2 separate regions of the Mus musculus genome follow, and region 2 is linked to region 1. The links are chromatin loops, found by intact Hi-C in ENCODE. Cell type or tissue: gastrocnemius. All regions are shown on one strand. Each heading gives the region's core, and the rest is flanking DNA. Links, peaks and the distances in the headings are about the cores only.

Region 1 (2,912 bases), core at 207-2,706:
CACAGTCCCCAGTTGACAGAAGGACAGGGACAACTGAGGGCTCAGGGCTGTGCAGCTTTCCCCAGCCTGCCAATCTGTCCCATAGCCTTGTGACTTTGACCATATTACACTCTCAGAGGTGCTGGGGTCTTTCCGGGCTGAGAGGGGTCTCCCCAAGGGGCAGAAACTTACAAATACAGATGTAATAACAGGCTGACGACAGGCACCTGACCAAAAGAAGATGTCCACAGACAGACGAGATAGCATGTCAAGGCATGCGCTGGGGCTGGGTACTCCAGGCTCACAGTCTCTTTGCTTGTTTTGCTTTTTTGAGACAGGGTTTCTTTGTGTAGCCCTGGCTGTCCTGGAACTCTCCTTAGACATCTGTAGACCGGGCTGACCTTGAACTCATAGAGATCTGCCTGCCTCTGCCTTCTGAGTGGGGGAATCAAAGGTGTGCACCACCAACTGTCCAGCTTCAAAGTATCATTTTTTTATTCTTCTCTTGCTTGTGTATATGAAAAGGGGTCTCCCATAGCTCAAGCTAGCCACAAACTCACTGTGTACCTGAAGGTAACTTTGCCCAAGTGCTGGATCACAGGTGTGCACAAATCATAGTTTCTGCAGTGTTAGCACACAGAGCCTCATGGACTTGAGGTATCATCTTTAATTCAATTTTGTTTGGTTTTGATTTATTTACTTTTATTTTATGTACATTGTCATTTTGACTGCATATATGCATGCCTGTGTGAGAATGTCAGATCTCCTGGAACTGGAGTTCCAGACAGCTGTGAGTTGCCATGTGGGTGCTGGGAATTGAACCTGAGTCCTCTGGAAGAACAGCCAATGCTCTTAACCGCTGAGTCATCTCTCCGGCCCTAACTGCTGAGTCATCTCTCCGGCCCGCCCCCCTCCCCCTACTCCCCTCCCTCCCACACACCCACCACTCCCGGTTTTGTTTTGTTCAAACAGAATCTCACTCTGTAGTCCAGTCTAGTCCTGACCTCACAGCAAGCTTCATGCACCAGCCCCTCCCCTTCCATCCCTGGGGCGTGGGGATGACAGAGTATGCTCTTGTGCAGGACAGGACAGTGACCTGGTCCCTCTCACCCTTCACTTGTGCTCTGCCCTAGGGACCCTCACTCTAGCCAGAACTTGTTTCATTATTCTCATCCAGAGGAGGCCCCACACCCACCCTCCACTTAGGGACCGGGCTGTCTGCCGGTGAGCAGGAAGGTGAGGGAGGGGCTGTCTGACGGTGAGCAGGAAGGTGCACGGTCCTTACTACAGATCTGGCCCAGTGCCAGGATGACAGGGGCGCACCCACCTCTAAGGCAGCGTCCCCATCTGCAAACTCACAGCCCGTTGGCAAAACACCTTCACACGCTGGCATTTTATAGCTGGCATCTTCATATGTAGGCTGCCGCCTGCTGTTACAGGAACGCGTAATTTGTGGATTTCGACAGGATGCTCCATCAGAGGCAAAAGCAAGTGTTTGTAAAACATACAAGTCAAGAGAATTAATAGGCCATTAAAGGGGGCGCTCCCTTCCAGATAGCCAAAAGGAGAACGCGCCTGACGTATAAATCTTTAAGAGTTCACTGCTCCGACAAAAACCAAAGTACACACACATGCTTGCATAGGTAGAGGCAGCAGGCAGCCTCTGAGAGGACCCAAGTGCCCCTTGTTGTGGGCTGGACTTAGAGATTTGCTTCTGACAGTAAACTACAGGAGTGAAGAGCTACCACCTGCACAATTAAGCTTCTTAAAAACCGTGGGGAAGCTGGGCTTGATGGATCAGACCTGTGATCCATCCCTGTGACTGTCTGACTGCCAGGCTGGGGCCAGCCTGGTATATAATGTGAGCTCCAGACCAGCCTGGTGCTCAAAGAAAGGAGACTGGCCACAGCCTCTAAACACTAGGAAGGGGAAAATGAGTCTCTGCCTCTGATATACTCTCTCCTCCATGGAAATATCATGTCTGGAAAACATTGGATGACAACTGGGGAGAGTACAACCCTGCTTATTGTGTGGTACAATTCCTTCATCTAAGGTGTTGGTTGGTTGAGTTGGGTAGTGTGTAGCCCAGTTGGCTATCTATCCCTTTCTCTGTCTCTCTGCCTCTCTCTCTGTCTGTCTCTCTGTCTCTGTCTCTCTCTCTGTCTCTCTGTCTTTCTCTCTCTATATATATATATGTGTGTGTGTGTGTATTTATATATGTATATATATACATATATATATGTATATATATGATGTATGTATCTTTTATTTATTATTTACATTTATTTGATGTGCACATGCACCTATGCCACCACATGACGGTGGAGGTCAGAAGACAACTTGTGGCAGTCAGTTCATTTCTTCTATCCTGTGATGGGTCCCCAGGAATTGAACTTGGGTCTTCAGACTTGCCAGCAAGCAGCTTTACCCACAAAGCTAGCCTGCTGGGCATCCAGCTCCTTCCCGAGAAGCTGTGTTGGGCTGTGTAGCTTATGAAGGCCTTCCTGTCTCTATTGCCCGCCCAAGTGCTGGGATTGCAGGTGTGTACCACCGGGTCTGAATCTCTTGTTTCTAAGCCAAGCTTTTAAGAATCGTGGTTTGCTTTCTTCGCTTTGCTTTTTATTTCCAGACAAGTTCCCAATTTTTCTAATCCTTCTGCCTTGGAGCGCTGGGGTTCCTGTATGCTAGGCAAGCATCTACTGACTAAGCTATAGCCAAGCCCCTTTAAGAACCATTTTAACAGGGTTGGAGAGATGGCTCAGTGGTTAAGAGCACTGACTGCTCTTCGAGAGGTCCTGAGCTCAATTCCCAGCAACCACATGTTGGCTCACAACCATCTGTAATGAAATCTGATGCCCTCTTCTGGTGTGTCTGAAGACAGTGACAATGTACTCATAAACATTAAATAAATATTAAAAAAATCATTTTCACAG
Region 2 (2,912 bases), core at 310-2,809, 300 kb before region 1:
TTGAAGGTGCCTCATGCACCCTTCAGACAGCCACAGGCTTCCTGAGGCGCCTCACTTATGCCTTGTGGATCTTGAGGAAGCTCCAGTGGTCTCCTGGAGGCCAAGATGGAAAAGGGTGTCTCAGAAGGATTAGCAATGTCCAGGGAGGGGGGAGGGGAAAGGGGAGAAGCCAGGGGTGGGAGGGACATTGATATTCTTCCAGATGGTTCCAACTTAAGAGACACATGTCATTGCTCACTGGTAAAATCTCATAGCATATAAAACACCAAGATGGATCCCATGCCTGTGAAATCAAAGCCCTTGGGGCAGCCCTGAGATTTCTGTGTGTGTGCTGGGTGACTCTTCTGCAAGCCTGAAATTGCCTCTAAATAAAAGTTTTATTAGTTTTTAAAAACCGTTTTGTGGGTGTGTTTGTCTGTCAGGGTGGGTTTTCAGCACACATACTGGAAACACCTTCTCTTTGAAAGGAGTTGGGTCGGTGCCCTACGTAGGTTGGTAGGTGCCAGAAGGCCTGAAAGGGCCTTTCACCCCCAGGAGTGTGGACACTGGCTGCTCAGAGCCTGACAGTGGCTGGCTCAGTGCTTAGATGAAGGGGGAAGCATGACTCAGGACTGGAGCCAAAGGGTGAGAATGTCCAATGGGCAGGCCCCAGAAGGCCCTCCGACTCTGACATCCCCTTTGGCCTGGACTCCTTTTGTCCTCTGTGGAGGGAATAAAGTTTTCATCAGAGCATAACTCCAAAACTGGCCGCAGAGTACCCGACATGCTTTGCGGTCACCTTGAACCGTCTTCCATCACCAGGACCTAGGTGCCTCCCCTTTACATCTGTGTAGGCTTCCGTTGGAGTGGGAAGTCACTTCTCAGACTAGGTTAGAGCTCTCTGCAGCTCTACCTTGCTGTCTTGGGCTTGGAGCATGAGGCCGCCAGCAAGAGTAGCCTCCCGGATTCCCACCCAGAGGAGGCTACGGCCCAGGGCGCATGGAAGTGCATTAATACAAAGACCATGGTTTGAAGCTGCAGTCACGCAACCCCTCTGTGTCTGGAGTCAGGGACCAAGCCTGTTTCTTCAGGTTCATCTCCAACTTTCTTTCAGTAGTTGGGAGCTGGCCACAGTTGGCATTGATAGAAGACAGATCTACCACCAAGTTCACAGCTCCAGAGCCTCTGTTTTTAGCCAGTTAGATCCAAGCTCTTTACTGACCGGGCTACTCCTTCTGGAGAGGGTTAGTCTGGCACAGCAACTCAGGCCTTCAGCGTCAGCAAGGAAGGGAGTCAGCCACCAACAAGAGATGAACAACCTCTTACCATCTGATAACTTTGATGTATAAAGTACCCCAAACTAGGTACTTTAAAAAGAAAAGAAATTTGGGTTGCAGTAGGCTAACCATTCTGGTGGCTAGAAAAAATCTAAAAGGCGGGGCACCAAGTATTTGGCATGTTTCCCAAATTAGCCTCACTGATTAAGGAGGGGTTACTCCAGGCTGTGAGAACTGAGAAACAGGCATTGCACCAGGCTCTCCCAGCAGCCACCTGCCTTGGGAAAGCCCCAAGTCTGTGACCCTAGTCATGGGTCTTCGCCTCGTCGAAGCCTTCCCAGTCAGTCAGTTTCGGGGTGGGTGGGGGTTGTAGCAGAGCTTCAGCCTCCAGCAGGCCCTCCCCCGTGTTATCATCTGAACCCCACAGCCTTTGTCTGCCTCTGTTCTCCTTTGAGGATCTCCCCATGGCCAGTGCTCAGCTGAGTGGTTCCCCTTAGGGGACCGTCCCATCGTAGGAGGACTAAGCTGACTCCACCGGCCAACTTGACTCAGCACCTTTGATGCTGACTCTGCTCTGATTCCGGCTCAGAGGGTCAGGCGATTGAGGCGTTGCTGAAGTGTGAAATTTACAGTAACAGTGTACACAGACAGTCCAGGAGAACCAGTGGGTGTGTCTCCTGACACTGCCTTCCTGGAAGGCACTCTGGAAAAATAGCAAGAGCTTTAAAATGCTCATGTGTTTTTGTCTCAGTAATTATTTTTTTTTCCAGTTGCTGATTCAAAATTGATCTCTTGAATGTGTCCATGTATTACCTGACATGGGCCCTGGAGACAGATTTTGCTTTGGTAAGAAAGATGGGCAGTGATCAGTTATCTAAGACCAGATGAACAGCATTGCGGGGAGGTTAAGAAAGTGTAGGGACAGGGGGTAGTGGCACACACCTTTGATCCCAGAGGCAGGGGAAGGCAGATATCTGAGTTCAAGGGTAGCCTGGTCTACAGAGTGAGTTCTAGGATAGACAGGGCTACACAGAGAAACCCTGTCTCGAAAAACAACAACAGCACATTCCTTACGTTTGCCCACTTAGAGTATTTCCAGCACTCTTGATCCTGTCTATAGAGCTGAGCTTTTACCTGCTATAATTGTCCCTTGAACTAAAATACCTGTTAGTCCTCACAGATCATACTGGGGAGATCCATGGGCTCGGTTCTGCTTATTTGTAAATCTCTGAATACCTAACTCAAAAAAAAGAAAGAAAGGAAGGAAGGAAGAAAGGAAGGAAGGAAGAAAGGAAGAAAGAAAGAGAGAGAGAGAAAAGAAAGAGAGAGAGAGAAAGAGAGAGAAAGAAAGAAGGGAGGGAGGGAGAGAGAGAGAAAGAGAAAGAAAACGAAAACAAACAAAAAACAAAGCAATGGAAAAAGAATGTGCAGGAAAGTAGGTAGACAGAACTAAACCAGGCCCTAAGGTCTGAGCACACGGAGAGTAGAGATCTCCTGAGAGCCAGGGAGAAGCAGATGAGTGCTGTCAGCCAGTGCAAAGGGCTTGCGGCAGAGGGAACAAGGAGCACAGCTGTCTTTCCTTTTTCTTTTCTTTCCTTTTCCTTTTCTTCTTCCTGTTTTACTTTTTTGAGATAGCATGTCATTTTGTAATCCTGG

Evidence for each region. Peaks named below come from ENCODE experiments on the same cell type or tissue, not always from the same donor. Only the 100,000 strongest peaks of a DNase experiment are listed, where the experiment ranks them.
Region 2: it touches region 1 in a loop (3-fold over the local background); 9 of 42 quality-filtered maps call a loop at or near these places.

What each region holds. Positions count from the first base shown.
Region 1 is chr11:116,892,169-116,895,080 of GRCm38, reverse strand. No RefSeq gene overlaps it. Among named protein-coding and RNA genes, the nearest start is that of Mgat5b, 25 kb to the left of the region's middle. In gastrocnemius, for the core only: no CTCF peak of the experiment used is centred there; a DNase peak (open chromatin) is centred at 1,310.
Region 2 is chr11:117,193,475-117,196,386 of GRCm38, reverse strand. No RefSeq gene overlaps it. Among named protein-coding and RNA genes, the nearest start is that of Gm39478, 71 kb to the left of the region's middle. In gastrocnemius, for the core only: no CTCF peak of the experiment used is centred there; no DNase peak of the experiment used is centred there.